Regions from separate parts of the Homo sapiens genome. Here regions 1, 2, 3 and 4 are each linked to region 5. A link is a loop called in an ENCODE intact Hi-C map of the cell type or tissue named here. Cell type or tissue: A673. All regions are shown on one strand. Links, peaks and the distances in the headings refer to the core of each region. The heading gives the core; the rest is flanking DNA.

Region 1 (6,228 bases), core at 1,006-6,005, 420 kb after region 5:
ACTTGGCCAACACTGTTATATACTGGTATTGATAGTTACAACTGAACATATTTGTTTAAGCAATTGGAATTAAGAATTCACATGCAATGATATCACGGTCCTTCTCCTCTGGTTAGTGTATTGGGGGGAAATTGGACATCTCTCAGCTCAGTAGGCTAGTTAGGCCAGGATGGATGACATCCACAGCCCCTGGGCAGAGAGATTATGATGTAGCTAGTCTGACTCCTGACAAAGACTTGCTTCCTGGAGCTTCTACTACTTTCTGGTGGATGGCTAAGAAATATGGTTGTGTTCTTTTAAGTCTGAAGAGCATTATTTTTGCCAACCCCTGACCAAACATCCTTGCCAAGGAAAAGGCCTAAAATATATTTGCATTTAAAGATATTACAAACTACTTGGTTTTGGAATGTTTGGCCGTTCAGGATCATAGCTATCAAAATATTAGCTATTTGGGGTATGAGATGTCTGCTCGGTCAAGGACAAGTTCTTAAAGACATCATGTTGGGGAATAATGGGGAAAATGGGAAGGCATATGCTCTGAGTAAGACATCTGAGTTATAATCTGTCAAACATTTTTGTTAGTCATAGTCTAATGGGAGCCTGTTTTCCCTCTTTCAGACTCACACATACACAAAAACCAACAACACACATGCTTCTACAAAATATACATTCACATCTGAATTTATGCTCTTCATTGACAATGCCAGCCCAGAACAACAGCTCTTACCCTTTGGTTTTCTTCCTAACCTTTAACTCCAACGTAACCGTTACCTGCGATTTCAGTAAAACCATTATTCTCCCTACTTACCCACCCAAGTTGTACAATAAAGAGTGTTTGCTCTCACTCATATACAAAGCAAATTCATTTGTTTGTGATGTACAGCTTGCTATGCCCACAGATGTGGTTTGCCTAGTCCTTTGCTCTAGGTCATTTGACTGGGAACAGATGGGATGCTCACTTTGGTTTTTAATGGTTAACTAGTCATTGAAATGCATTTCATCAAATAATCTTAGAGGATAATTGTTTAAATGTCTGTCCAGACTAGCTTTGTAGAGCCAGGTGCGATTACACATGTCACGTTCTTATTTCTCTTAATTGAATTTTTATCATCTGAGATAGGAATAATAGAGGGCTTTTTCAAGTGAAGATATTACTATAGTCTTAAGACCTTAGTGTAACATCCTGGCCCCTAAGGAAAAACAAGTTCTGGTTCATACATATAATAACTTTGCATGTTATCTGCCACTGAGATGTGTCCTAATCGAACAGAAAGGATTGAATCTCTGTAGCTAGCTGTACAGGGCAAGAGCTGTACAGGGTACCTTTAAAGATAGCTTCAGGCCAAAGCTGAGGAAAGTGGATGGAGACTGGGGAAAATGCTAAGACATTTTAAAGATTTTCTTTAGGTCAAAAATAGAATAAGAAATAGACCATTTCCCTGGACATTTTCTGTAGGTTAATACGGTTAACTATCGGTAAATGCATATGCTACAACTTAATATAAGCATAAGGAAAGCTTAATCACTTGGCTTCCATTGTATTCTTTTTTTTTAATCTAATAGAATGATCTTCAAATTGTTAAATGTAGAATAAATACGCCACACACCGAACTGAGGCCTATGGTAAAACAGAAAATGGAAAAACCAGGTACTTCACATAAAGGGCCAAATAGTTCTTCGGAAATGTGGGAGGAATTTTTGGGGCCAGTTTGCGCATGCTTAGAATTGTCAGCTGGCAGGGTCATGGGCATGGGATCCAAACCAAATTAAAGCTTTAGAAAGCCAAAATGCGGTGTTGCTTCTTTAAATCTGTCGGTTTTGAGCTGTTGATGAAAGCTATCTAGTAATACAGGCGTTGCAGTTTCCCTTTTTTCACTAATATTCAAAGGTTTTCATTTCTTCCCTACGTGGCGGTATGCAATTCAAGACTTGTTTTAGTTTACTACACCTCTAGACATATACTAACTCTAAGAAAAACTCATTTCTGTTCCTGTGTAGTGCATTTAACCCTCTAGCTTCCTCTTTCTACTCCTGAAGTATTTCTTCAGAGACCCTGCTTCCTTTCCCGAGTTCTCAAGGAGCTCTGAGCCCATCGCTGGGCATCTGGAGGGAAACTGAAGTACCTCCTTCCATTGGCCTCACGCCGTTCCTGTCCGGAACCTTCTAACCTTGCGCGACTTTAGAAGCTGGCCCGGCCCGCCAGTGCCTTTGGCTTTAGGAGGTAGCAAACAGGATGGGGCCGGCAGCGCCGTTCCGGAACCATAGGGGGCTCCTGGGAAGCTACCATCGCGAACAAGGCGCGGCTGCGTTGGCCCTTGGCTCCAGCCTGGCAAGCTGAGGTGAAAGCCCTGGAATAAGGTAAGAAATGAGCGTGACCGCAGACGGGATACGTGCTAGGTGAACATGGCTCTGTAGGGTCTCAAAGCTGGACAGGATCCCAGCAGTCCCTTAGCCTGCTCTGATCTCTGGCCAGGTGAACAAATGCCCTCTCCCTGAATGGGGCTATCTAGCCGCTGCTGTCCCCAGTGACAGAACAGCTCTTTAAGTCAACAATTCCGACAAACATTTGTTCAATCAACATTTGCTCCCAATGCTGCCCAACCTGCGTAACCAACCCAGTGGTTGTTGGTTGGAAAGGGCTTTCTTAATGGAGGTCAGAATCGTCTTGCCTGCTTGCAACTTTCACCCTTAAGTCCACAAAGAAGTTGTCTTCCCCTTTCCCTTGTGGCTCTTGCAAACAGCTCACCTACACCTTTTCTTTAACAGACTAACCATTTCTAGTTTGTTCAATCTGTTCATTACTCCAGATGAAAGTGAACTCTCTATGTTCTTCTTTGTGAGATTTCTTCACCAAGTGATCACTTTATTTCCCACCCTGGCTAATTTGAAAGATAAAAGAAACAACTCTGAAGAGAAAGGTTCTTATGAAGCATCAGCATTTTGAAACACTCTTTTCTAGGTGACACTGCTAAACAGTATTTCATATTTCAAAGCTAGATATATAATGTTTTCACCACTGAAGCCCCAGCTGTTGCTTGCTTTCTCTTGATGCCTTAGTCACAGCAGGTTTGCTGCAGTCTGATCTGCAATCAAATCTAGTATTTCCTCCCTGCAGATTAACCATGACATGGTGGAGCTGGCCCATCCACAAATGAGGAGAGATTCTGGTTTCTTTCATTTCCTGTTTCATTTTGTCTAAAAATGACTTTTATACACTCAATTTATCTCATATTTTTGAAAACCAGTAACCATTCATAAGGAACTGGATGGAGGTGGTGTGGAGGAAACAATGCAGAAGTATGACAGGGTCTTTCACAACTATTCTGGAAAGTAGCTCAGCTTCTTGCCTTTGGAAAAGAATAAAAGTGCTTTGAATCTGTACACATCAGTAATCTTAGTTCATGTGGATGAAATAGGGAGTGAACATATGTGCATGTGTATGTGTGCACATGCATGTATGAGTGATCTTGAACATTCCAAATGATCTTAGCTAGGCTTGACAGCAAAAAGACAACAGGTACAATAACTATAAGTGTGCAGTGAGGTCATGAAATGATTTGAAATAATGTGTATCATTTATATCTTCTCCCTCCCGGAACAACCACAACCACCATCTCATAGTCTTTTCTGCTTGAAAAGAAAATAAGGTGTCTGCTTGAGTTACTAAACTTTCTTTCAGGAAACATCTGCATTGTTAATGCATTGGCAAACATCTGGTTTAAAGGGGGTGGGTGAGAAACGGAAATGATGTGACTAAATTGAGCCTTTATACCCTGTTCCCCTTTTTAGTTCTGATTTAAATGTATTTGCCATTTCATTTCTGGAATGACAAGGAGACAATGCTAAACTCACAAAGCAGACATCCTTTTTTTTTTTTTTTTTTAATCTTGGACTTTTTTTTTTTTTTTTTTTTTGAGACGGAGTCTCGCTCTGTCGCCCAGGCTGGAGTGCAGTGGCGGGATCTCGGCTCACTGCCAGCTCCGCCTCCCCGGTTCACGCCATTCTCCTGCCTCAGCCTCCCGTGTAGCTGGGACTATAGGCGCCTGCCACCACGCCGGGCTAATTTTTTGTATTTTTGGAAGAGACGGGGTTTCACTATGTTAGCCAGGATGGTTTTGATCTCCTGAATCTTGGACTTTTAAAAACGGAAGTTATCTTCTTAGCTAATATATTCTCCTGGGTTCTTGGATCCCCTACTCTGAGCACTGTTCTATGTCCCACAAACCCAAGGAAGATAATTGTCATAAAGTAGGATCTTTTGTTGTAACCATGTTATCCATGGAAGTTGGACACATAATGAATGAAAATACATGAGAACACAAAATGACAAAATTAGAGAGAATAGATACATGGATATTAAATACATTGAAGGCATAATAACAGTGCTTGCACTTAAGAGGGATTGTTCCAGGAAAGGTTCATAAAGAAGGTCAATATTACAGAGTTGTGAAGAAGAGTAAAGATATGGATGAGTGAAGGAAGGGGTTATGGTAGGTAAGGGAAGCAGTCCTCATAGGGTGCAATTAAGTAGAAACAGAGGAGGTAAAAAGGAACATACAGTGTCCCATTTATGAGTTATAAGATCAGGTCCAGCAAATATTGTCTTTTTAAAAAGCAAAGGTAAAAGAAAGGGAAAACCTTGATTGTGATGTTCTGCCACTCTTTGATACCATTCTCCACAATGCTTGTGCAATTATACCTACCACCCCATCCCCAGGTATATGTGTAATACCTTACATCCATTATGTTGAAAAATGGCAGGCATTCTCAAGAATCCTGGATAGATACACAGCTAGTCCCAGAAAATTCCAATGCTGTTAAAACTGAGGACATTTACCTGATTCTGGCTTAAATTGTCACCAGTTTGATAATTGCAAACTTTAAATTTATCAGTCTCTAATGGCAGAGATTCTAACCTCAGTAGAGAAATCCATGAAATTACTACTAAATCATGACTGTGGCAACTAGGGAGTTTTAAGTTACACTAAACTATTATAAGTGCTATCCAATAGAAATTTCTGCAGTAATAGAGTGTTCTATCTCCGCTTGCACTCTCCAATACAGTAGTTACTAGCCACATGTGGTTGTTATGTGCTTAAAATTTGGCAGGTGCAATTGAGGAATTGAATTTTTAATTTCTCTTAATTGTAGTTAATTTAAATTTAAATAGCCATATGTGGCTAGTGGTTACCTATTGGACAGCACAACTTTATATAAGGACCATCCTGGCTTCCTGCCTGGGGAGGGGGGCCAAAGAGGTGGGTTATTTCTTCTCACAGACGGAATCTCTTAGGCTTCAGCTGTAGGCTAAGTTACAACCCAGATTTTGCTACAAATGTAGCTCTTGGTTGTTAAATGAAAAATGTGCATAGGTAATTCTACATATGTAGGTTGTTTGCAGACTACGCTTGGAGAAATGTCTGCAGAGCACCCGGGAAGGACTAGGTACAAGTGCATTATTTGGTGTTTTGAACCCCGGCTTCTGTAACAAGTTCATTTCCTTTGGGCCAGTGTTTTTCTTTTTCTGTTTTTTGAGATAGGGTCTTACTCTGTCACTCAGGCTGAAGTGCAGTGGTGTGATCACAATTCACTGCAGCCTCGACTTTCCAGGCTCAGGTGATTCTCCCACCTCAGCCTCCTGAATAGCTGGGAGCACAGGTGGGAGCCATCACACCTAGCTAATTTTTGTATTTTTTTTAATTAGAGGTGGGGTTTCGCCGTGTTGCCCAGGCTGGTCTCAAACTCCTGGGTTTAAGCAATCCTCCCGTCTCAGTCTCCCAAAGTGCTGGGATTATTGGCATGAGCCACTGCACCTGGCCTAGTTTTCAAACTATAATGTGCATCAAAATCACCTGCAGTGCTTGTTTGCGCACAGACTGCTGGGCCCCACCCCCTAGATATTCTGATTTGGTAGGTCTAGTGTAGAGCAGGAGAATTTGCATTTCTACGTTCCCAGGTGATTCTGATGCTACCACGAGAACTATAGTGGTAGATCAAGACTCTCTCTCATGCCCTGTTTCTTGGAACCTAGTTCTTGCCTTAATCCTTCCTCCTTGAGTCCCTTTCTTTACCCCCTTTTAAATAATCCAATTTTTCTTAGCCTAAAGACTTTCCAACTCTCACCAGTTTTTGCAAGGGCTGAAGCTGAAGTAGTGCCCTGAACCTGAGTACCTGCGACCTTTCTTCCAGACCTTCATGTTGTTGACCAGTTGCCTGTCTGGAATCCTG
Region 2 (6,228 bases), core at 1,006-6,005, 400 kb after region 5:
TAAGCATATTACAAATTACTATGAACTGACATACTGGCACAGCAGAAAAATACCATAAAATAAACCTTGGTGGATTACAATGTGTGAATGTGTTGTAGGAGAAATATTTGCACTTAAGAAATGTTACATTTTATTTTACAACACAAAGTATCTGTTACCATCTGTGAACATCTTTAAAGGCCTGGTTTTCTCAATATTTCTATTTCATGAACATTTTGCTCCCTTAAACAACCTTTATATTTTAATTTACAATGTGAATTTAGTGCTCAGTCATAGCAATAATTGAGTAGCTGTACTGCAAAAATGACGAGTTGTTAGTCAAACAATTATATTGTGTCCAGTTGTATGTTGGCAAATGGTAAGCAACTGATTCTCTTTAAAAGACACACCAAAACCCTATTTGTACCATTTGTTGATTTCTATGGTGTAAAGATTCCTACCATGGCAGATTTCAAGCTACCAACATGAGGACACAGAACTGGAAGTTAGGAAGTGATGTGCAAAATTGGTGTTAAAAAAGTGGCTGGTGCAGTGGCTCATACCTGTAATCCCAGCACTTTGGGAGGCCGAGGCAGGCAGATCACCTGAGGTCAGGAGTTTGAGACCAGCCTGGCCAACATGGTAAAACCCTGTGTCTGCTAAAAATACAAAAATTAGCTGGAAGTGATGGCAGGTGCCTGTAATCCCAGCTACTCAGGAGGCTGAGGCAGGAGAATCGCTTGAACCTGGGCGGTGGAGGTTGCAGTGAGCCGAGATCGGGCCACTGGACTCAAGTCCGGGCAACAGAGTGAGACTCCATTTCAAAAAAAAAAAAAAGGGTAGGGGAAGCCACTGGATACCCGACTTGGACCGCTCAAGCCCTTTAAGTTCCTACATAAGCAAACTGAAGCCCAGTGTAAACAGTAAAAGGAGACTGGAGACTTTATCAATCAGAAATCAGCAACTCACCTCTAACTAGGGTATTTCCACTCTAACCAGTTAAATATATTTTGTCTTCCTTCTCTGTCAGCCCATAAAAACTCACTGCTCAGGCTGCTGCAGCAGAGCTCTCTGAACCTCCCCTGATTCTGACTGCTACACCATTCATGAATCATTCTTTGCTCAGATAAACTCTGTTGAATCTTTTTCTTTGTTTTCCTTTTTTATTTTTAATTTTTGTGGGTAAATAGTAGGTGTATATATTTATGGAATATATGAGATATTTTGGTACAAGCATGCAATGTGTAATAATCACATCATGGAAGATGGGGTCTCCATCACCTTAAGCATTTATGCATTGCATTACAAACAATCCAATGATACTCTTTTAGTTATTACAAATGTACAATTAAATTATTATTGACTATAGTCACCCTGTTGTGCTATCAAACACTAGGTCTTATTCTTTCTATTTTTTTGTATTCATCAGCCATCCTCACTTACCCTCCAACCCCCCACTACGCTTTCCAGCCTCTGGTAACTATCCTTCTAGGCTCTATGTCCATGAGTTAAGTTATTTTGATCTTTAGATCTCACACATAAGTTAGAACATGTGATGTTTATCTTTCTGTGCCTCATTTATTTCACTTAATATAATGACCTCCAGTTGAATTTATTTTGTCTAAAGTTTTTCTTTTAACATTGGTTTTTGAGAGTTAGTTTGTATATGCCAGTTCCAGCATACCATTCATTGCACCTTAGGAAATAGATACAACGCTAGGTACATAGAAAGTGTACAGTAAAATTCTTTATTAGAGTGTACTAAGACTTCTGAATTATAACAATCCCACTATTAGGTAATGTGCACCTGTCCTTTTAGCATATCTGTTACTTAAATCTAGATTTTCTAAACTAAGGAAGTGGAGATTCTAATCTTAAGCATGTTCATCTAGGACTAGAAACAGAGTGTATGGAAGAGAACATAGACAACTAAAATATGGGAGGCATATTGAGAGAAACGAAATCCCTGTGGCCAAGAACAACAGTTTTGTTCAGATATTAAACTTTATCACAAGGTTATTTGATTGGGTAATAGCTATAGGGAGAAAGAGATTGAAATGAAAGCTAAGAGCTGAATCTATAAAAATAAGGTACAAAAACAAAATAGCTACCTAAATGAGGACAGAAAGCACAGACAAGAGGGGTAGATACAGCTTATGGAGAAGACAAACACAAAACAGGAGATAAAAAGGCCAGGGTTATAACCATAGTTTCCTAGGCTAATCTTTTTTACATTTCCTAGAAATTAATGAAAACACCTCCTTATAGCCTAGGAAGAAAGTGAATGCAGGAGGCCTTTTTTTTTTTTTTTTGTATTTTTGTCTCCCTTCCTTTCCCTTCCTCCCTTCCTCCCTCCCTTACCTCCCTCCCTCCCTTCCTCCCTCCCTCCCTTCCTCTTTTTCTTTTTCTGAGACAAGGTCTCACTTTGCCACCCAGGCTAGAGTGCAGTGGTGCAACCATGGCTCTCTGCTGCCTCAACCTCCCAGATTCAAGCGATCCTCCCACCTCAGCCTCCTGAGTAGCTGGGACTACAGGCATGAGCCACCATGCCTGGCTAATTTTTGTATTTTTTGTAGAGACAGGGTTTTGCCACGTTGCCCAGGCTGCTCTTGAACTTCTGAGCTCAAGCCAGTCACCTGCCTCAACCTCCCTGTCTCCCTTTCTATGACATATTCCCTTATGTGTTCAAGATAAATATCTTATTCCTACCTTAGATGACAGGGAGTTTTGCACAGAGTTGTGGTTAGTAATGGCTTTTTTCCTTCCTTTTCATTCATACATTGCTACATTCTTAATTTGGCTTCTTACATTTAGAGCTGGGTTTGAATCTTATGAAAATGCATACTTACTTTTGTAATATAGTCCAAGAGGAAAATAGGCTTTTATATATAGATATTTATGAAAGCACGTAATGTGTAAATCATGGGAACTCTTTATCTTTATGAGGTCAGCACTTAAGCCTCTGTGATTATTGATCTAGAGAAGCTAGATGCTGTAGCATTTCTAAAGGTTTAAGAGTGATGGTATCAGGGAGATTTACTATGGTGGTAAATTTTTATGAATTAGTATCTCATACTTAACATTACAATGCAGCAACTGTTTGAATGAAAGCCTTTGGAATCATTAGTATCTTTCCTTCCTTCCTTCCTTTCTTCCTTCCTTCCTTCCTTCCTTCCTTCCTTCCTTCCTTCCTCCCTCCTCTCTCTCTCTCTCTTCCTTTCTTTCTTCCTTTCTTGCTCTGTCACCCAGATGTGAGTGCAATGGCATGATCTTGGCTCACTGCAACCTCTGCCTCCTGGGTTCAAGCAATTCTCGTGCCTCAGCCTCCCGAGTAGCTGGGATTATAAGCGTGCGCCACCACACCCGGCTAATTTTTGTATTTTTAGTAAAGATGGGTTTCACCATGTTGGCCAGACTAATCTTGAACTCCTGACCTCAAGTGATCTGCCTGCCTCGGCCTCCCAAAGTGTTGGGATTACAGGCGTGAGCCATTGTGTCTGGCCTGGAATATCCCTGTTTCTATTTCCAGCTTTCTCTTAACCAAGAGAATAGAAGGATAGCTCTCCTATTAGAGTGGAATGACCTGGCCAGGAGTTTGAAATAGTTCTGTGAAGGCATGGAGAAAATGTCTCTGCCTTCTTCCAGACAGAAGTCTTTGCCTCTTTGTCTACATATGCAAGAAAAGATCTGCCTGCTCTTCTTCACTTTTGATACCTATATTAGAAGTTGAGATTGACTCAGAAATCTCAAGGCAGTCCATAGCCCCAAAGACTGGATGAAAAAGATTTGCCTCGAAACTACCGTAGGAAAAAATGACTAGAGTGATTTGTGGGCCTGGATTGATTGAAAAGAGCAGGGGTCCCACAGTCCTTTGCCTGCTGTGATTCTTTCAATAGTTTCCACAGTTTACACAACATGCTGATTTTTATGGCTTTAACCCTGAGATTTTTTAGATGGCATAAGCCTCAGATTCAAAAAGAGCTCTGATTCCTGATTGCTTTACTCAGAGAGGCCTTTCAGCATCTGTAGTCTGTTTCCCAATCATCCGCAGGTGCAATGCATTGTTAGAATCTCAGCTTCGGTGGGCCTTTGAAGCCTGCCTTCAACCCTCAAACAGCTTCTGGAGTAACCTGCTGTCTCCGTGTGCCGCACGTCTTCCCCAGCACAGTTGCAGTGAATAAAGTTGAATTGTTGCTGGAATGACTGTGTGCCAGATGACACTGTTGAATGTGCTATAGTAGTCAAATGTCACATCTGGAAGGCCCAGTGCCCACAGCTGGGCTAAACGCCAGACACCAGCACCACACGTTTATCCTACATGTATTTACTGAGAACCTGCTATGAGCCAGGGGTTGAAGCTCCAGTTTGTTATCTGACTGCCACTCTGCTTTCCAAGCTACCTTATTGGTCTCCTTGATTTCGTCACCTTTTGGTCAATTAGAGAATTGTTAGTAAGAATTCCAGGCAGTTTTCAGTCCCAGGGTTGTTGAGAGGATTGCCACCAATGCAGAATGCCCCAGCTGCCCTAAAAATATAGACAGTAGAGTTAATGTACTCCAGTTGAAAGCATTATTCTTTCAAAGTGCAGGGTGGGAGACTTGAGCTCTAGTCCTGGCTGTCATTGTGTTATCTTGGGCCTGGCCTTATGTTGCCCTCAATCTCTTCATCTGCTAAATGAGTGGAGTGGATTGGATGGTGTTTAAGGGCCCTTGCAGCTCTGACATTCTTGGATTAGACTGTAAGCATTCGGAACTTGTTTAGCAATTATAATTAGGCAATTTTGTAAACTGGTCTGTTTTGGTTCAGGTAAGTAAGGAAGAACACCTTTTCTTTTTTCCTTGGCAGAGAAAATTGGACAGTACTTCGTTCCTGTCAGTATAAAACAAATAATATTCAAAAGAACTAAAAACAATCACACTTAAACAGCAAGTTAAAATGACTGCATTATATTAGCACACTTTCCTTCACTTGGCAAGAGTTCTATTTTAATCTGTCACTTCCAATATGACGGCAGCATGTTTTAGTCTATTTAGGCAAAGTATCTACAGTAATTTTGAAAGCACTAATGATTCTTATATGGCAACTGCAAATGCCCTAGGTAGAATCAAGCCAGGGCTGGCTCTGAAGACATTGGCTCTTAGTGAGCTTAAAGGCCCCACATGTTTAGTGGTGGCAATATGCCACAGGTGGCTCATGATGAATTCAATCATTTTTGAGCCCATGGCAAAAAGAACTGTGGCTCAGAGATTTATGGGTCCAAGAGCTCCTTTCTCTGCCACAGAGAAGACCAATAACAGGAGTCCTGAGGCCAGTTTCCCATTGGTGCCTTTGTAAGGGGTGGTCTCTATGGAAACAAGGCCAGAGTGTCTTACTTTTACCAATTTTGAAGTGCTGAGGCTACAGACCTTTGGTCATTCAAATTTGAAGTAACGTGTTTAATGCATGAATTAGCCTCCTCCTTAAATCTGAGGCAGACAATTATAGTCTCTTCTCTCTTCCCTTCCTTTAGTCAACAAAAGCAGAACTAATTTCCTTTCATTTTTTCATAAAACCTAAACCCCAGGCATTATTCTTATTTAAGCGTGGCCTTCTTTCACGATACTCGATGCAAGACTAATTGCTACTCTGGGATAAACATGGATTCTGATTCAGCTAACAATTATTGAGCAACTACTGTCTAGCAGTGTAGTAGGCACTCACAAAGCAATTTATACACATTATACATTATTTATATATATATAAAATCTGAATTACAATTTAATGAATACTGTTGGTATTTGGCAGACAGCAATTACTCCTTGACTATTTGTTGGATGAAGGAATAAAAATAAAAACATGAAATCACAGACTAACAAAATTGCAAGGGATTTGGGAGAGCATCCTGTCAAATACTCTCATTATAGAAGTGGAGAAATCAAATTCCCAAATGGAGAGTGACTTATTGAAGGCCATACTCACAGTTAGTTAGACCCAATTCTGTCTCAGGTGGATTCAGACCACTGTCCTCTCTGGGACACAGCTCACACTGCCTTATATGAAAACTGGATAACAGAGCATCAAATCTCTGCTGTGTTATATTGCATTTGAAAACATTTTTCAGAGTGTTTTGTTGAATGTAGTGTTTGGGATGCCTCTCCATGAATGATTTAACAAGAAACGCCTCAAGAAATGTATTTATTTATTTATTTTCTTTGAGACAGAGTCTCACTCTGTCACCCAGGATGGGGAGTGCACTGGTGCGATCTTGTC
Region 3 (6,228 bases), core at 558-5,557, 1.2 Mb after region 5:
TGACAAAATCTCTCAGCATTTGCTTGTCTGTGAAGTATTTTATTTCTCCTTCACTTATGAAGCTTAGTTTGGCTGGATATGAAATTCTGGGTTGAAAATTCTTTTCTTTAAGAATGTTGAATATTGGCCCCCACTCTCTTCTGGCTTGTAGGGTTTCTGCCGAGAGATCCGCTGTTAGTCTGATGGGCTTCCCTTTGAGGGTAACCCGACCTTTCTCTCTGGTTGCCCTTAACATTTTTTCCTTCATTTCAACTTTGGTGAATCTGACAATTATGTGTCTTGGAGTTGCTCTTCTCGGGGAGTATCTTTGTGGCGTTCTCTGTATTTCCTGAATCTGAACGTTGGCCTGCCTTGCTAGATTGGGGAAGTTCTCCTGGATAATATCCTGCAGAGTGTTTTCCAACTTGGTTCCATTCTCCCCATCACTTTCAGGTATACCAATCAGACGTAGATTTGGTCTTTTCTCATAGTCCCATATTTCTTGGAGGCTTTGTTTGTTTCTTTTTATTCTTTTTTCTCTAAACTTCCCTTCTCGCTTCATTTCATTCATTTCATCTTCCATTGCTGATACCCTTTCTTCCAGTTGATCGCATCGGCTCCTGAGGCTTCTGCATTCTTCACGTAGTTCTCGAGCCTTGGTTTTCAGCTCCATCAGCTCCTTTCAGCACTTCTCTGTATTGGTTATTCTAGTTATACATTCTTCTAAATTTTTTTCAAAGTTTTCAACTTCTTTGCCTTTGGTTTGAATATCCTCCGTAGCTCAGAGTAGTTTGATCATCTGAAGCCTTCTTCTCTCAGCTCGTCAAAGTCATTCTCCGTCCAGCTTTGTTTCGTTGCTGGTGAGGAGCTGGGTTCCTTTGGAGGAGGAGAGGTGCTCTGCTTTTTAGAGTTTCCAGTTTTTCTGTTCTGTTTTTTCCCCATCTTTGTGGTTTTATCTACTTTTGGTCTTTGATGATGGTGATGTACAGATGGGTTTTTGGTGTGGATGTCCTTTCTGTTTGTTAGTTTTCCTTCTAACAGACAGGAACCTCAGCTGCAGGTCTGTTGGAGTACCCTGCAGTGTGAGGTGTCAGTGTGCCCCTGCTGGGGGTGCCTCCCAGTTAGGCTGCTCTGGGGTCAGGAGTCAGGGACCCACTTGAGGAGGCAGTCTGCCTGTTCTCAGATCTCCAGCTCGTGCTGGAAGAACCACTACTCTCTTCAAAGCTGTCAGACAGGGACATTTAAGTCTGCAGAGGTTACTGCTGTCTTTTTGTTTGTCTGTGCCCTGCCCCCAGAGGTGGAGCCTACAGAGGCAGGCAGGCCTCCTTGAGCTGTGGTGGGCTCCACCCAGTTCGAGCTTCCGGGCTGCTTTGTTTACCTAATCAAGCCTGGGCAATGGCGGGCGCCCCTCCCCCAGCCTGGCTGCCGCCTTGCTGTTTGATCTCAGAGTGTTGTGCTAGCAATCAGCGAGACTCCGTGGGCCTAGCACCCTCCGAGCCAGGTGCGGGATATATTCTCCCGGTGTGCCGTTTTTTAAGCCTGTCGGAAAAGCGCAGTGTTAGCGTGGGAGAGACCCGATTTTCCAGGTGCGGTCTGTCACCCCTTTCTTTGACTAGGAAAGGGAACTCCCTGACCCCTTGAGCTTCCTGAGGGAGGCAATACCTCGCCCTGCTTCGGCTCGCGCACGGTGTGCTGCACCCACTGTCCTGCACCCACTTTCTGGCACTCCCTAGTGAGATGAACCCGGTACCTCAGATGGAAGTGCAGAAATCACCTGTCTTCTGCCTCCCTCATGCTGGGAGCTGTAGACCGGAGCTGTTCCTATTCGGCCATCTTGTCTCCACTTTGGATGTAAGCCATTTTAACTGGGATGTGGTAATATCTCATTATAGTGTTGATTAGCATTTCTCTGATAATTATGTTAAGCACCTTTTCATATATCTGTGCCATTTGTATGTTTTCTTTTGAGAAATACCACTGTCTGGCACTCCCTAGTGAGATGAACCCGGTACCTCAGATGGAAATGCAGAAATCACCTGTCTTCTGCGTCGCTCAGGCTGGGAGCTGTAGACCGGAGCTGTTCCTATTCGGCCATCTTGGCTCCTACCCCCACCTTTTCAATAAGTTATTGCTGTTTAAACATTTTTATGATAGCTGCTTTAAAATCCTTATCAATCAGGTAATGCTAACATCTAAGTCATCTCAATGTTATTATGAACTGAGTATCTTTTTTTTTTTCATTTATGTTTTGCGTTTCCTGGATCTTGGTATGACAGGTGATATTTTTGTTTGTGTCCTGGACATTTTGGCTAATATATTGGGAGACTATGGATCCTATCTAAATCTTGTATTTTTAGCAAGAAGTCACTCCATTGAGATTTGGCGTCAAGGTTCTGGCCTACTTTGTGAGTTGAGGCTACAATGGCAGTTTAATATTTTTAGAGCTTTCGCGGTGCTATTTTGGTCGGCATGGTTTATCTGGTGCCTTGGGAACTCCCACTGGTCCTTGCTTGTGCTGCCTGAGGGAGCAGACAGGGTTTTCCCAGGCCCACAGAAATAAAGAACCTTCCTTGGTAGGCCACTTGTCGTGGCTGGGCCTTTCCCATCATTTCCACCCACCTGCTCCAGCATCCTCTGGCAGAAGAAGGGATTCTTGGGTCCTTTTTTCTCCTTTGTTGGGACAAAAATGCTTCACGTACAGGGCACCCTCTTGTGGTAGAAATCCCCTGGTTGCTGTTTCCTGGATACCTGATGTCTCTCAAAATGGGAGAGAGTGTCAGGTCCGTAGAAACAAAAAACCTTTTTGGACAAGGTCTGCTTGTTGGGGCAGGATACCCATTGCCAGTACTGCCTGGCTGCCTGGTGTTTCACAGTAAGGGAAGAGAGTCCTGGGCTGTCAGGGAAGGAGAGTGCTTCCCCTGGCTACTTATTATTAGTAGGGCTCCCAATCATGTCCCCTTGCTGCCATTCCCAGGTTCACCTGATATTGTGAGAGGAATTACCATTTGATCCAGTAAAGAAGCAAGCCTACCTGGGCTGCCATCTGCTGTTCTGTCAGGGATCAGGAAATGCTGGGTCTGTGTCACCTTGTTCTGTTGGATAGGGGGAGGATCATAAGACACCCTGCTACTGTGCTATTTATCCAATACTGGGATCCTAAACCAGTTAGCCAGCCTTTTACCACCTTACAGAGTTTTCCTCTAGTTGTTGCTTGCATTATTCCCAGGGTTCATATTTGTATTAATACTTTGGGCAGAGGAGCAGGGAGAAATACATCTACACCATCTTGTCTGGACCAGACATCTGATTGTAGTTTAAAGGCCTAAAATGGGAAGCAAAGAGAGGGAGAGGAGAGTCAACAGAGCGAGGTCCCAAAAAGTGCTTAGAGAAAAGAACTCAGAACACAGATGAGGATATAAGTATTAGCAAAGGACAGAGAGGAAAGAAGATGCATATTCAGATAGGTTTATAGGTTTGGTAGCAGGAATTTGAGGACATTCTTAGCCGATGAATCTACTTACTTTCCTGTGAAACAGAGAGGCAACATAAGAGCCCAAACTCGATGTTTTACATTTTTGGTTATGAACCCCAGTTGCACTTCTTACCAGTTGTGAGGCCTTTGGCATATCACTTAAATCCCTGTGTGCCTCAGTTTCCCACAAAATGGAAATTAAAACAGCATATATCCTCATAGGACCGTTATGATGGTTAATTGAAGTGAGTTAATATTTGAAAATGCATTTAATATGGTATAAGTGTTTGTTATGTAGGCAAAAATATCTCGTAAGGTTCTTACGAGATATTAAATAAGATAAGCTCTACAATGTGTGCAGCAAACTGCCTGGTATATAACATTCAGTGTTACTATGATTTTCAAAAGTATTCTTTGCAGGCTTAGGATATTTTCTTGAAGTAAAATCATAGGTCACAATTTGCCAATCCCATGTTTTTGTCAGAGAGGGTCTAGGTGACAGTGGGCACAAATACATAATATCAGTCTTGGTAGAAATAGTAGGGATGGGGAAGCTGCATATGAGGAACTCCAAGATGCAGTTGGAGCATCTATTTCCCTGGGAAGCTTTAGGCAAGTGCCCAAGGCCCACTGAGCTTCTCCAGCCTTAGCATACATTTTGCTATGTTGTATGCAGCTTTCTGCCCTCCTTTTCTTGAAGTCTGAGTGCTCCTCCAGGGTAGAGACCGGCAATAGGAAAAGGTTTCAACTCCCTCACATCACAACATATCTCCATGCTATAATATACACCCTCTCCCAAAGTAACATTTGAAAGTCCCTGAGAAAGCCAAATGGACTCAAGTGTCTGGAATATGTTAATATGGGCAGTCAGCTGCATAAATTGCAAAACAGAAGTCATGCTTCTATGTATTCTGTGACAGCAGAAAAATCGTAGGATCTTCTATCACGATGGGAAAGGAATACAAAGAAGAATTAGTGCCATCTTGTGGAGTGATATATCATTACCACTTAAGAGTCGCCAGTGAGAACTGGGTTATATTTTTTTAGTATCTCCCGAGTCCTGGTCTGCAAGAAATGCTTGAAAATTACTTGCAGAATTAAATGAATAAATGAGAGACGAGATAAGAATTGGATGGAGACTTTGTTAATTTAAACATCACCTTGATAAAATGTTTGACGCACTGTCCATTGCGATTTGGAGACCTTTAAAAATGGTGTTGTAGACACCCCAAGTCATTATTATGTACCTACCATAAAGGAAAATGAAGAATAAAATATTTGCATTAAGAAATCAAGAACTATGAACTTTTTCTTGTCCTGGCCTTATCAGTAGTAGGTGAGTAAACTTTCTAATGGTATTTTTCTCTTCCTGATTATCAATGTGCTGCAAATTAATAAATCATTCAAAGAACACGAAGAGCTGGGGCACAGTGACTCATGCCTGTAATCCCAGCACTTTGGGAGGAGAAAAAGGGTGGATCACTTGAGGTCAGAAGTTCAAGACCAGCCTGGCCAACATGGCAAAACTCCATCTCTATAAAAAATACAAAAATAAGCCAGCGTGATGGCGCATGCCTGAAATCCCAGCTACTTGGGAGGCTGAGGCACAAGAATCACTTGAACCTTGGAGGTGGAGGTTGCAGTGAGCCAAGATTGCACCACTGCACCCCAGCCTGGGTGGCAGAGCAAGACCCTGTCTCAAATAAATAAATAAACATTTTAAAAATAAGAAAAACAAAGAGCATGAAGAATATGGGTAGCTTCGGAGCAGGTGGGTGTTGTCCATATTCTATTAAGTTTAATGAAAATAAATTGCTGACAATCAACTATTTTGACCTATAACAATGTCAGTTTCTTATGGATTGGCCTAATATTTTAAATCAGTTCACTTAATTTATTCTGGGTATATGATAGGTCAGGATATTGTAGTAGGCCCTAGATGATACAGGGACAAATAATACATGGGCCTTGCCTTTAGGAATCTTACCATTTGGTGTGGAAGTGGGCACTTAGATACCATGCCTTCTATTTTAATAATTTCTGTTAAGTGCCAACAGTGTGGAGTTAAGCCAAATTTTGTGGAGGTGCTATGAGAGGTCTAGGAAAGCATAATGGTTTGGAATGGTGGGTAAGAGCAAGGACTCTGGCACCAAACTCTCTCAGTTTGAATGTTAATTTCACTACTTACTAGATGGGTGACTTTGGCCAAAGTGCTATGCTTTTCTATTCCTCAGTTTCCTCATATATCAAGTGAGATCACATACTGCCCACCTCATATGATTGAAGCAAGGGTTAAGTGAGTTCCAAAGTACTTGGAATAATTCCTCATGCATAGCAAGTTGTGTATAAGTTTTAGCTGTCTTCGTCACCATCATCAGTCATCATCATCATCATCATTACCATCATCACCTCTATTCCTGCAGAAGTATTAGAGTTGTGTTTTGTAAGCTGAGTTAAATTTCATTATTCGTTTTTTCTTTTGAAAACGTTGCCAATAATTTATTTATTGAGTTCCTATTTTTCCCAGTTCCTGTGAAGAATGGGTAGGAATACCCTTACCTACTTTTTTCTACTAGATCATCATTTTTGTAAATCTGGGCCTGAGGCAAGAGCTTTACAGGCAAAAGCATGGGACAATGAAAGGACAGAGGACAGTAAGACTGTTGTCATTGGAATGAATGGCTCATGGGGGCTTGTATCAAGTTATGGAGAAGATAAGCCAAGACTTAGATTATTTGTATCTATTCACGTGTATATTTGTGAAGGCAAAACCTGTT
Region 4 (6,228 bases), core at 660-5,659, 1.2 Mb after region 5:
AGTTACAGATGAGGAGCTAAAGTTAAGAGAGGTGATGTAATTGTCGAAAGTCACATGACTTCTAAGTGGCAGAGTGGATTTAGGTCTCTTGGATTCCACAGCCCATACCCCTTCCACTTTTCCAATGCTGCACTTGAGAAGTAGGCCAGTTGGGACAATGCAGTGGCCAGACTTCAGCTACAGAGTAAGGCAGGCGGGACTGCACTGAGAAGGTTAAAGATTACTGCATCTCCCCTGGAAACCAGGGCCTGAGAACAGCAAGCTGATCTTTTGTAGCTGCTCCACATATTTTCTTTCTCCTCAGCCAGCATTAGAACTTCATTCTTCCCTTGTTTGCTTGTTCAGAGAAACAGGTGATGAGAAAAGCACACTTGAGGTGTCTGGAGAGCAATGCCCTGCTTTGCTTACTATAAATAGCTCCCTCTCAGCCAGTTGCCATAAATGGCATTTTACAGGGGAGGCAACCAGTTTGAAATAAGCCCTAAGGAGATGTCGGGGCATCAATATTCGCTTGGTGTATGCAGTGTTCCCAATCTATTGCAGAAGGTTAGGAGTGTTGAGTTCTTGAAGCAAAAGTGGTTTTGTCAGATACGTGATGCCATCCCAAGCCCTTGGTCAGGGAATCTGCAATTACCCAGAAATCTGCTTTTTTAATTTATGAACCAAAAGCCAGCAATGACTCAGACCAACCTGCAATGGAAACCAAATGTGGACTATGTGCAGTAAATATTTTTACGCTCTCAGCTTCCACTCATTACTTTTTGCTACCCTGTTGGCCTTAAGGAGTTGTCGTTCAAGGAAAGGACCTGCCTGCTGTTCCGGCAAACCTGGAATGTGAGCACTTTTGTATTAAAATGTGTGCAGACCATCCTAAAATGATTAAAAGGAGGAGCATGAATTTATTCACATGAGTCGCTTTCATTATTTTCCATTAGTAAATAGCCAAATAATTGATTGTGGAGCTGTTATTTAATTAGCATAAATGAAATGACTGTTATATGGAATAGAATGTATATATTGATTTTGGCTGTGTCCTTTAACAAGGATAAATTTTCTTACTTCTGACAGTTTTTGTAATCAAAACTCTTTTTTTGCTGAAAAGCAAAAAGAGCTGGGGGACCAGAAAGCTTCAGGGTAGGCTGCAGGAGCCAAGCAGTTTAAGGAGGGGACACATGGTATGCCAAGGGCCTTGCATTTCCTGTGTGAGAGGAGCCAGATTGGACTCATCTCAACCACTAGCTAGTGGTCACTGAGAAGAGAGGGTCGAAGATCCAGAGCAGAGATGAGTGGAGAGCTGCAATGCCAAGCATGAGGACCTAGGAACTTGCTGTGTTTTTCTTGTCAGTTTCAGTGGTCCGGTTGCTGAGGTCTTGGCTGTTGATTGCTCTAGCTGGGATGTGTCTGGAAAAGACCATGCATAGAAATGTACGGTCCTTGCTTTGAGAAGGTAACATTCTGGGACTAAAACCTGGGTGCAAGGGAAGTGCACTGAGCATCAGGAGACATGCTGTGTGAACACATGACAGGTCCTTTTCTCTTCCCCAGAGTACATTCCCCCGGTATGTACATTGAGGGAGGAGGAGAGGACTAGGTTCCCTGAGCTCAGATGGGAGGAAGAAGTGTAGTAGTAGGGACATTTAGGGATCACTCTGGCTTCCCCTGCATTTGTTTCTCCCCTTCCAACTTGACTTTGAGGAGCAGACACAGCTTCCTTATTCCCGCCTAGTAAAAGTTAACTTGCCACAGATTTAGAGCTGAATTTCAGTACTGCATGTGCTAGTTCAGCACAGTGACTAACAGTACAGTCCCTGAAGTACAATTGACCTGAGTTCAATTCCTACCCTTACTACTTTTTTGATGTGCAGCTCTGGGCAACTCAATTATCCTTGATTTTCGTTTTGTCAGACATGGATGTAATAATACTACCAATTCACAGGGTTGCTAAAGGAACTGAAGTAGATCATCCATGTAAAGCAGCTGTCACAGAATCTGGTGTATAGTAGGTTCTCAGTAAACTTTCCTCATTTTCTATTCCTTTCTGCCTTCCTGATGGTCCCACATCTCCTTGCCTGTCCCTCATTGTAGCACTCAGTATATTGTCTTCCTTATTCGTCTAAACAATTCAAGGTCAGAGATCCTGTGTTGGGCATTTTTTGGTGTCTTCCTTCCTGTGCTCCGTTGCCATGTCTCATATACTGCCAGCTCACTATTGGTTCACACACATTTCTAGGCACAGAAAAAAAAATTCACAGAGAAAAAAAATTCACAGAGCAGCTAGCTCTTCCTTCAGGCCTTTGACTGACATTTTAAGGATGGCAGAAAACACAGCAAAATAGTTGTTTTTAGAGTTTCTTGGAAATTCACAGAGGTTCCATGCTGGATTTGAATTCACCTCTAAATGTCTATTCAGCACCAAGTTCAGAAAATTGCAAGCCACTTGGGAGAATATGCCAAGTGGCATGCAGAAAATTGCATGCCACTTGGAATTCAGCGACATACACTATAGGTGATGCTCAAAGGGTGGGGAGGTGGGAAAGGGGTGAGGTTGGCAGGGAAAACCCTGAGGCAGTAGTGATCAATGCACATGATATGTAATGTGACCAAGAGTCAAACCAGGATGCTAGGTATGTTCCTCAGGCAGCATGGGATTAGGTACCAAGCCAGTAAATGGCATACTAGGTGCACAGACAGGGTTGTTTCTCATCGCACCCATCCCCTGCCTCTGTGTACCTTTTGCTCAACTCCTTCGATGTGGCTCCAGTATAGGTCCCTTGTCACTATGCACCATTACACTTCAGGAAAAGAAGCCTTACTGCAGCTTGTGGTGCCCAAGGAAGGCTTCACAGATAACAGAGGTATAATTCAGCTTGGAAGTAGGTAAAGGACTGGAATTAGATCAAGAGAAAGAAGGAGGGTGTTCCAGATGGAGTATATAGTGGACATCACCTGGAGCCAGAAATATGGATGGCATGTTGGGGAAGGAGGATTAGGAGGAGGGACAGAACTGTGAGTTCAACAGGATGACTGGAGTGGGAAATTTACACCCCAGACTGACAATGTAATGTACAATTGTCCCCCAGGCAGCCTGGTATTCCTGAAGGCTGCGGTCTGACAAAGGGCTGGGGTAGGGGAATTGCAATTAGCTAAGAGCAAATGGTTATTTCTAAAAGCATTTCTAGGGCTCCCCATTTCAGTTAGAAACATATGGCACTGGCAAGGGTCCTTGCTTTATTTGGGCCCGTTGCTTAGCCTTCCCTGGCCACAAATTGCTATGGAAAAAAGCAGAAAGGCAGCTGTCCTGCCTGAAGGAGCAATCATTAGCTAATGCTGCCATCTCCAGGAGCCTGCCTGCTAATAGCCAGCACACAGCAGTCCTGCTTCAAACTGGCTGCCCAGGCAGACTCCTCCCACCCCCACCGCAGTTCCCAGTGACTAGTTTGGCTTCTCCAGCCTGAAATTTGACTGGACAGCTGGAGAGAGGGAGAAACTGCCCAGGGCTTCTGGAATCCTTGACTGCCAGCTGCCTTCTCTTTTCTCTGGTTTGACAGGAATTGTAGCAAAGGTTTTCATCTGGAGGATGAGAAACTCCTTTTGTTAGTTTGCTAGAGCTGCCATAACAAAATACGGGGTGACTTAAACAACACTAACTTATTTTCTCACAGTTCTGGAGGCTAGAAGTCCAAGTTCAAGGTTTGGTTTCTTCTGAGGCCTCTCTCCTTGGCTTACAGATGGACACCTTTTCCTTGTGTTCTCAGACAGACGTTTCTTTGTGCATGCATCCCTGGTGTCTCTTTGTATGTCCTAATATCTTCTTCTTATAAGGACACCAATCAGATTGAAGTAGAGCCCATCCTAACAGCCTCATTTTAACTTAATCACCTCTATAAAGACCTTATCTCCAAATATAGTCACATTGTGAGGTATTGGGGGTATTTCAACCTATGAATTTTGTGAGGACACAATTCAATCCATAACACACTGCATACAGTTATCAGAGAGCCCTGATTCTTTTCCTCTCTGAACCTTTGTCTCCCCATCATTACAATAATGGGTTAGAGCAAGAAGCTTGGAGTTCTTGTCAAACAACAAGTTTTGCAGAAAAGAAATGCAAGTTTGTGATGACTTGCTAATGAATGGTGTTTCACAGTTCAGGGTGATTTCTTATTCTGAGAATAAACTAATGTAATTTCATTATAGAGTTTGAACTTGCTATATATTTTCATGTATTTGTTATTTAATAACCATGTTTATTGCCTTATGCAGGCCACATACTAGGCTAAATGTGAGAAAGAAAAAGCTGAATGCATTAGATCATATTTTTGAATTAGTTCTTATTATAAGTTTAGACATGTATTCCACAAGAAATTGTTGGACCTTGAAGTGTAAAAATCAAAACCAATATTGAGTTTATAACCATTCCTCTAACTATTAACAATTGGTTTGTAAGTATAGACTTTGATTAACTTAATTCCCTATAGAGAATTCTCTGGTTGGTTTATTGATTGATTGATTCCTGAATTCCAATAGTATTTTTAATATCCACAATGTGCAAGGCATGGAGTTAGGTGCTAGGGATATGGTGGTGAGTGAAACCAGGAAGATTACTGCCCTCATAAAACTTACTGTCTAGATTGAATCTGAGGCTACTTGTTTATTTCATGAAATGTGATGAGTGTATAGTAAAAGATATGTTGGAGGCTTCTAAGATCACCCCCAGGTTTGATGATTCACTCTGGAACTTGTTGGGCTCAGCACATAGTCATGCTCCTGGCTAAGATTTATTACAGCAATAGGACACACAGCAAAATTAACAAAGGGGAAAGGTGCATGGAGAGAAGTCTGGAGGAAACTACACACAGACTTCCAAGAGTCCGCTCCCAGTGCAATCACACAGGACGTGCTTATTTTCCCCAGCAACAAGTATGACAGCACACATGAAATATTGTCTACCAGAGAAGCTCATTAGAGAATCAGTGCCTACGGTTTTTGCTGGGGACTGATCACATAGGCATCTTCTGCCTGGGATGTACCAAAATTCTAGATGCCCAGAAGGGAAACAGGTAGGGGTTTGGCATAAACCACATTGTTTGTGCAAAACTATTTAAACATAGTGAGGCACTTTTACCATTTAGCAAGTTTTGTATCAGTGTAAAGAACTTTTGCCAGCCAAGTTCCCAGACACCAGCCAAGGGCCAAATGTTGAAGCAGTCCTTTCTAAGGACAGAAGTCTCAGGTCCTGAGACTGGTGAAGTAATGTGAGTGGGGCTAGTATTCTGGAAATTAAGATTCCCAATGGCAGCAGCAAAAGATGCAAAAGCCTAGTGGGAGAGAGAGCCTGACTTACTCATGAAGCTGAAAGTAGTTTGGTATGCCCAAGAGAAGGTGAGGGAGTCAAGGTAATCAAATGGACACTCTTTGTGATACTCATATCCATTTATTTTTTCAAAAAATGTGCATTGGGTGTTATATAAGGAACTGAGGACATAACAGGGAATCAAACAAATATTCATGTCCTTATGGAGCCTCCATTTTAGTGCACTTTATATGCATACACTGAATTATGTCACATCCATTTTACTGGAAATTCTCCAGTCTCGAGCAAAACATCAACATTTACATATATTTCGCACACTCCTTGATAAGAAGAAACACAAGAAGATGCCTTCTACTCAAAATTCCAGTTAAGACTGTGTATTAGTAACCTGTGTGTATTAAATGCTGATAAAGTTGATTCTACTTGGAAACTATTTGTTACCACTATGATCAGAGGCCTTGGCATTTTGTCAGTTGTGAGTCCCATGATCAGAAACCCATTTATGTGCTGGTAGTGTGATTTTTTTGTTGTTGTTGATAACCATAATGAAGAACAACCTGTTAGCTATTTAGAGAGCAGTAAGACACAACCAGTTCAGTAAAGAGATCAATCAGCTTTATTCAAACAAAAGAGCATCATTAGAAGCCTAGCATCAGATCAATTTTGATTAAGTCAACAAGAATGCTGCCATTTAGTAGACTAGAACTATTCTTGTTAACTGTCAAGTGTAGTCAGCCAGGACACATCTCAATCCTGTCTCCATATTATACCACTGAGAGTTCCTCTTGGCTTAACTTGAGGCATTTCATAAAAGAAACATCTACTTTCACAGAGTTCAGTCTTACACTCAGAAATTTACCAGATTTGGCCACAAAACTGAAGAGGTTGGGAAGGTTACAGCATTTATACACTCA
Region 5 (6,228 bases), core at 439-5,438:
GACGGAGTCTCGCTCTATTGCTGGTATTTAGGCTTTTTATATGGTGACTGAGAGCTCCAAAAATTGCATATTTCCTTCAAGCCTTCACTAACAGTTTCTACATGGCCATTTCAGCTTTTGCCCACTGCCACATGTTTTAGATTCTTGTTACGTCAGCACTCCACTTTCACATATTAATTTCTATTTTGGTCACTTTTTTTTTTTTTTTTTTGAGACAGAGTTTCACCCTTGTTGCCCAGGCTGGAGTGCAATGGCGCTATCTCAGCTCACTGCAACCTCCGCCTCCCGGATTCAAGCGATTCCCCTGCCTCAGCCTCCCGAGTAGCTGGAATTACAAGTGTGCACCACCACACCCAGCTAATTTTTGTATTTTTAGTAGAGACGGGGTTTCTCCATGTGGGTCAGGCTGGTCTCAAACTCCCAACCTCAGGTGATCCACCTGCCTCAGCCTCCAAGGGCTGGGATTATAGGCGTGAGCCACCACGCCCGGCCTTGGTTACCTATTATTACATAACAAGCCACCCTAAAATTTAGTGGCTTAAAACCATTGTATTATCTATCATGGTGCTGTGGGTTTATTGAGCTCAGCTGTGAAGCTCTGCTGGTCTATCTTGGGAGCCCTCCTACAGTTGCAGTCACATGATAGCTGAGGCTGGAGTCATCTGGAGGCTTGACTGGGACACTGGTACAGCTGGACTGCTATGTCTCTCCATATGGTCTCAGGGCCTCTACCCTCCACATGACCTCTCCCTGTGGTCTCTGCAGAAGAGTGGCTAGACATTTCACACAGTGGCTCAGGGTTCCCAAAAGTGAGTATTCCAAGAGATAGGAAGCAGAAACTGCCAGTCCTCTTAAAGGCTAGATCTAGAACTGACACAGTGTCCCTTCTACAGCAGTCTATTAGTTAACACCAGTCACAGGCCAGCCCGTATTTAATGTGGGCAGAGATTACACAAGGGTGCAAATGCCAGGTCGTGTGATTCCCTGGGGGCTATCATCAGACTCTAGCTATCACAGAGGGCCAAAGGCAAACTTCACTTACTTCATAATTATTAATTCTTATCTTGGGTTTTGTTTTTATTGTCTGTATGTTGCAATCCAATGGGCAAAACCTGAGTTAGACTTTCAGACTCACTCGACCAGCAGTAAAATCTCCCAAAGAACAAAGATAATCATAATTCACAGTTGCCTCGTTAACAGGTTCTCTCCTTATTCTAGGCCAATGGAAGTTGATTTTTTGCTCTAAAATAAATTCCTGAAAATTTATTCTCACATGTCTTTCAGAACTGTATATGAGAGCCTAAATACATTTCAAAAAGCAAATTTAAAGTTGTTTGATGATCAAGGAGGATTTGACAGTGGACCCATGGTGCAATGGTCAGAAAGATATTTTGAAATAAGCTTCTGGAAGTTCATCCAAATGTGAGAGCTAACTGATAAAAAAACATAAGAGCTAGTTTGAATCCATCTGGTTAAAATTAAAGCCCAATTTCACCATATAATATGGTGTAATACTTGAGAGCTGTTCAGAAGTAGTCAGGTCTAGCAGGTAAGGTCTGGCAGATGCCGTAGGTAAAGTCAGGCAAAATGTGAGGTACCGAGAGGTTAGCTGCCTAAGGCAGAGGTGAACACATTATGCAACATCTATGCTGGCTTTTTTTCTGTTCCTTACATGCACCAACCTCTGACCTGACTTAGAACCCTTTCCCAAGTGGCTCCCCCAACCTGGAATGCTCTCTCTCTGCCCCATCAACTGATGCAACTTAATGCCACTAAATTTGAAAACTTTTACAAATTTGACAAACTCCTAGAAACCTACAACGACATGCCATTTTAACCTCATTAGTTTGGCCAAAATTTAAAGTTCTGGGAACTTCAAATGGTAGCAAAAGATGTAAACCAATGGAAACTCTCATACATTCCAGTAGGAACATGAACGGATATAATACAACCACTTTGGAAAAGGATATTAGGTTGTTTTGTAAAAGTTGAACATTTGTATTCACTATAATGCAGCCATTTGTTTCCATGTATATTCCCTAGAGAAACTTTTACACCATGTCCCACAAGTCATGTACGTGAGCATTTATAGCAGCATTGCACGTAATAGTGAAAACCTGGAAACAAGCCAAGTGTCTATCAGCAGGAAAATGAATGAGTACATTCTGGCACGTTCATGTGCCAGAATTCTATACTGAAATCTATACATTGGTGAAATTGGAATAGAATAGAATTGAATGTATAGAATTCTATACATTGGTGAAAAAAGTACTGCAAGTACACCAAGCAACATGGATGAATCTCACGAGCAACTTTGAGTGAATAAAGCAAGTCACAGGAGAAACGTAAAATGTATAAAATTCCATTTGTATACATTTCAGAACAAAGCAAAACTAAACACACATACTTTTGGAATAAAACAGTAATGAAAATCAAGGGAATGAAAAAAAAGGATAGTGGCTATCTCAGGGCAAGGAGACAAGAGGATAGGGTCAGAGAGGAGCACCCAAGGAGATTCAGTGGCATTGGTGGTGCTGTTTCCTTAAGTTAGTTGGTGCATTCATAAGTATTGGTTTTATTATTTAGCTTCATAAGACATAGATATACATTGCCTTGTGTGCAATCGTATTCCTGTAATTTGTTTTTCTTTGTACATAGTTTTCTAATGAAACTTTTTTTATAGTTTCCGTTTATATTCCCAGCTTATTTTCAAAACCTCCTGGCTTTGCCACTTACTACCTGTGGGAATTTAGACATGATACTTAGCCGTTCTGGATCTCAGTAGGCTCATCTGTAAAAGGAAGATGATAATGCAATGATAGTGCCTACCCAGCTGGCCTCCACCCAAGGGATTGCCGCGAGAATTCCATGCCTGGCATACGGTGGTGCTAATATGCGCTAGTTCCTCTGAGGGACACTGCATTCCGATGAGCAAACCCTCCAACCTGAACTCCTTGTAAAGATTTAGTAAAAGTAGTCAGCTTTTGGCCGGGTGCGGTAGCTCATGCCTGTAATCCCAGCACTTTGGGAGGCCGAGGCGGGTGGATCACCTGAGGTCAGGAGTTTGAGCCTGGCCAACATGGTGAAACCCCGTCTCTACTAAAAATACAAAAATTAGCCGGGCATCATGGCCGGCGCCTGTAATCCCAGGTACTCGGGAGGCCGAAGCAAGAGAATCGCTTGAACCAGGGAGGCGAAGGTTGCAGTGAGCTGAGATCGCGCCACTGAACTCCCGCTTGGGCAACAAAGCCAGACTCTGTCGAAAGAAAAAAAGAAAGAGAGGGAGGGAGGGAGGGAGGGAGGAATTAAGGAAAGAAGGAAGGAAGGAAGGAAGGAAGGAAGGAAGGAAGGAAGGAAGGAAGGAAGGAAGGAAGGGAGAGTCAGCCTTTTTACGCGGTGGTGCGAGGGGACTTGTGTTTCCTCCTCATGTCCTTCCCACTTTTCCTCTACCCCTGGAGAAAAAAAAAAATCTGTAATCATTAGAGCCCTTTTCAAATGCAACCTTGGGTCATTAACACCTTGATGTTTGTGTTCCTTGCCCACACGATGGCAGAATAGGCAAAGAAGTGTGAAATGGATACTAGAATGTCAAAATCTCCCTTAGAGGATGGTTAAAACCTTCTAGAAAGCAACCTATTACGATTTCATTAATGTCAGTCACTGAACAAATTGAGGCTGGACGACAATTGAGATCAAACCAGCTATTCATTCTTTATGTGGTAATAACTAGAGCACATTAACAGACATATGGCATATGAGATTTAAAAATAAACGAAACATAATTTCTAGTACTACAGATGCTTCCTACATGTTCTACCTGAGAGCTCATGCATATATGTGCATGTGTGAAGACCCTGGAGGGCACGCATGTGTACACATGTTGTGAACGTATGCAAGTAAGAATACACATGCCTTTGCACTGGCAGGGAAGTCTTACTGGCTATGCACAGAGATATAAGAGGGGAAGCTGTTAACAGTCTTCTCACCAGAAATGTCCATGCCTGCAAAGAGGAGATGTATTGGTAACTGCTGGCAGGGGAACATTTAAAATTCCAGTGAACGTAGGTGTCAGATTCATTCTACCTCAGCAGCATCCCCTGTGCTACAGAGGTGTGGCTGGGGGCTGCTGTCCCGAGAACAAGTATGCTGGGTCTGGCTTTGACCCATCAATCTGAATTAATGGCTCAGGGACCTCCGTGCTATTATCCTGTTGTTTATATACACACATCACATCAATTTGTATTCGTTAGAGCCCTTCTGGTTGAAAATGACACAAAGCCAGTTCCAACCAGTGAATCAAAAAAAGGACTATATTAATACATATAATCAAACCACTAGAAGGGCAGCAATGCAGATGGCTGTAGGAAAACAGGAATTGTAACTCTCCTTGGAAGACTCTCCATCTTTCATCTTTATGTTTCTCTTTATGTCACTTTTATTCTTTGTTTATTTATTTTGAGACAGAGTCTCACTCTGTGGCCTAGGCTGGAGTGCAGTGGCGTGATCTCGGCTCACTGCAACCTCTGCCTCCTGGGTTCAAACAATTCTCCAACCTCAGCCTCCCAAGTAGCTGGGATTATAGGTGTGTGCTACCATGCCCAGCTAATTTTTGTATTTTTAGTAGAGACGGGGTTTCACCATTTTGGCCAGGCTAGTCTCGGACTCCTGAACTCAAGAGATATGCCCGCCTCAGCCTCCCAAAGTGCTGGGATTACAGGCATGAGCCACCACACCCAGCCACTTTCATCCTTTCTAATTAGCTTACTCCTGCCATCAGGGGCTGTGTCACAGGTACCTTTGGACATCTTTTCCAGGTTTACTGCGCTGGTGGTAAGGGAATTTCTCAGCCCAGATTGTTTGAAAAATCTTTGGGGAAAACTTCTGATTAGCCTGTCCTGAGTCACATGCCCAACTATAAACCAATCACTATGGTTAGAGATGGGAACCGATTACTGGTCTAGCCTGAGCCACATGCTCACCCTTGTGGCCAGGAGAGAGGGATACTATAATTGTTAGTTCTTATCAAGACCATTTGGTTGAGGTGGAAAGAAGTGGTTTTCCAAAATGATAGATTTCCTGCCCCCAAGAAGATAAAACAATTCATTATGTCTGTGAAAAAGAGAAGGAAGGACTGTAAAGTTCCATATATATGTATATATGATCAACCCTATTGATTATATTTTATGTTATTTACATATTCTACCTCCTTAATAATTTTGTGTCCACTTGATTTATCTTGAGCTGAAAGTTGTGTAGTATAACTTTGCTTCTATCTATTTGTTCTTATATCTCTTCTACTTTTTGTTTCATAAAGTTAAACACTAGAGTTGATTGGCAACCACTCACTTTCCATTTGGGGACTCTTCTGCTTCTCTTTCTGGCCCCCATTCTCAAATTCCCTTCAGTCCCTGACTCCTGATATTAACAACATAGGTATTATCTGCTGGCCTACTTTATCAACTCTCTAAAAGTGGGTACTATACCCAATAATAATAACATTTCTTGACCACTTATTTTATTTTATTTTATTCTATTTTATTTTTTTTGAGATGGAGTTTTGCTTTTGTTGCCCAGGCTGGAGTGCAATAGCGCGATCTCGGCTCACTGCAACCTCCGCCTCCTGGGTTCAAGCGATTCTCCTGCCTCAGCCTCCCGAGTAGCTGGGACTACAGGTGCCTGCCACCACACCTGGCTAATCTTTGTATTTTTAGTAGAGACGGGGTTTCACCATGCTGGCCAGGCTGGTCTCAAACTCCTGACCTCAGGTGATCCACTCTCCTTGGCCTCCCAAAGTGCTGGGATTACAGGCGTGAGCCACCGTGCCCAGCCACATGTGACTTTTTTTTTTTTTTTTTTTTACAAGGAAATGGTTTAAGCATTAGTTGTGTATTTTTTTTAAATATTTTTATTGCAGAAAATTAATATAACATAAAATTTACTATTTTAACCATTTCTGAGTGTACACTTCAGTGACATCAAGCAGATTCACATTGCTGTACAGTCATCATCACATCCATATCCAGAAGTTTTCCACCATCCCAAACTGTACCTCTGTCCCCATTAAACAATAATTCCCCGTTCCCCACTCTACCCAGCCCCTGGTAACCACCATTCTACTTTCTGTCTCTATGAATTTGACCACTCTAAGTACCCCATATAAGTGGAATCATATAATATGTGGCTTATTTCTTAGCATAATGTTTTCAGGGTTCATTCATGTTGTATTAT

The links. A loop is a pair of places that touch in the nucleus more often than their neighbours do. Peaks named below come from ENCODE experiments on the same cell type or tissue, not always from the same donor. Only the 100,000 strongest peaks of a DNase experiment are listed, where the experiment ranks them.
Region 1: it touches region 5 in a loop (7-fold over the local background); 5 of 110 quality-filtered maps call a loop at or near these places.
Region 2: a loop joins it to region 5, with 12 times the contacts of the local background. A loop is called at or near these places in 5 of 110 quality-filtered maps.
Region 3: it touches region 5 in a loop (14-fold over the local background); 12 of 110 quality-filtered maps call a loop at or near these places.
Region 4: it touches region 5 in a loop (12-fold over the local background); 2 of 110 quality-filtered maps call a loop at or near these places.

The regions. Positions count from the first base shown.
Region 1 is chrX:139,551,499-139,557,726 of GRCh38, reverse strand. The region is part of intron 6 of F9 (coagulation factor IX); the gene reads right to left. Among named protein-coding and RNA genes, the nearest start is that of F9, 24 kb to the right of the region's middle. In A673, for the core only: no CTCF peak of the experiment used is centred there; DNase peaks (open chromatin) are centred at 3,216 and 3,716; H3K27ac peaks cover 2,640 bases.
Region 2 is chrX:139,563,920-139,570,147 of GRCh38, reverse strand. No RefSeq gene overlaps it. Among named protein-coding and RNA genes, the nearest start is that of F9, 36 kb to the right of the region's middle. In A673, for the core only: no CTCF peak of the experiment used is centred there; a DNase peak (open chromatin) is centred at 2,997; H3K27ac peaks cover 3,837 bases.
Region 3 is chrX:138,773,901-138,780,128 of GRCh38, reverse strand. It overlaps a transcript of FGF13 not described here. Among named protein-coding and RNA genes, the nearest start is that of FGF13-AS1, 65 kb to the right of the region's middle. RefSeq lists an enhancer at 1,116-2,315. In A673, for the core only: CTCF peaks have their summits at 2,698 (motif pointing left), 4,251 and 4,455 (motif pointing left); a DNase peak (open chromatin) is centred at 4,408.
Region 4 is chrX:138,753,563-138,759,790 of GRCh38, reverse strand. It overlaps a transcript of FGF13 not described here. Among named protein-coding and RNA genes, the nearest start is that of FGF13-AS1, 45 kb to the right of the region's middle. In A673, for the core only: a CTCF peak has its summit at 3,342 (motif pointing left); a DNase peak (open chromatin) is centred at 3,340.
Region 5 is chrX:139,968,201-139,974,428 of GRCh38, reverse strand. No RefSeq gene overlaps it. Among named protein-coding and RNA genes, the nearest start is that of CXorf66, 5.8 kb to the right of the region's middle. In A673, for the core only: a CTCF peak has its summit at 3,529; DNase peaks (open chromatin) are centred at 2,118, 2,858, 3,478 and 3,928; H3K4me3 peaks cover 1,432 bases; H3K27ac peaks cover 4,822 bases.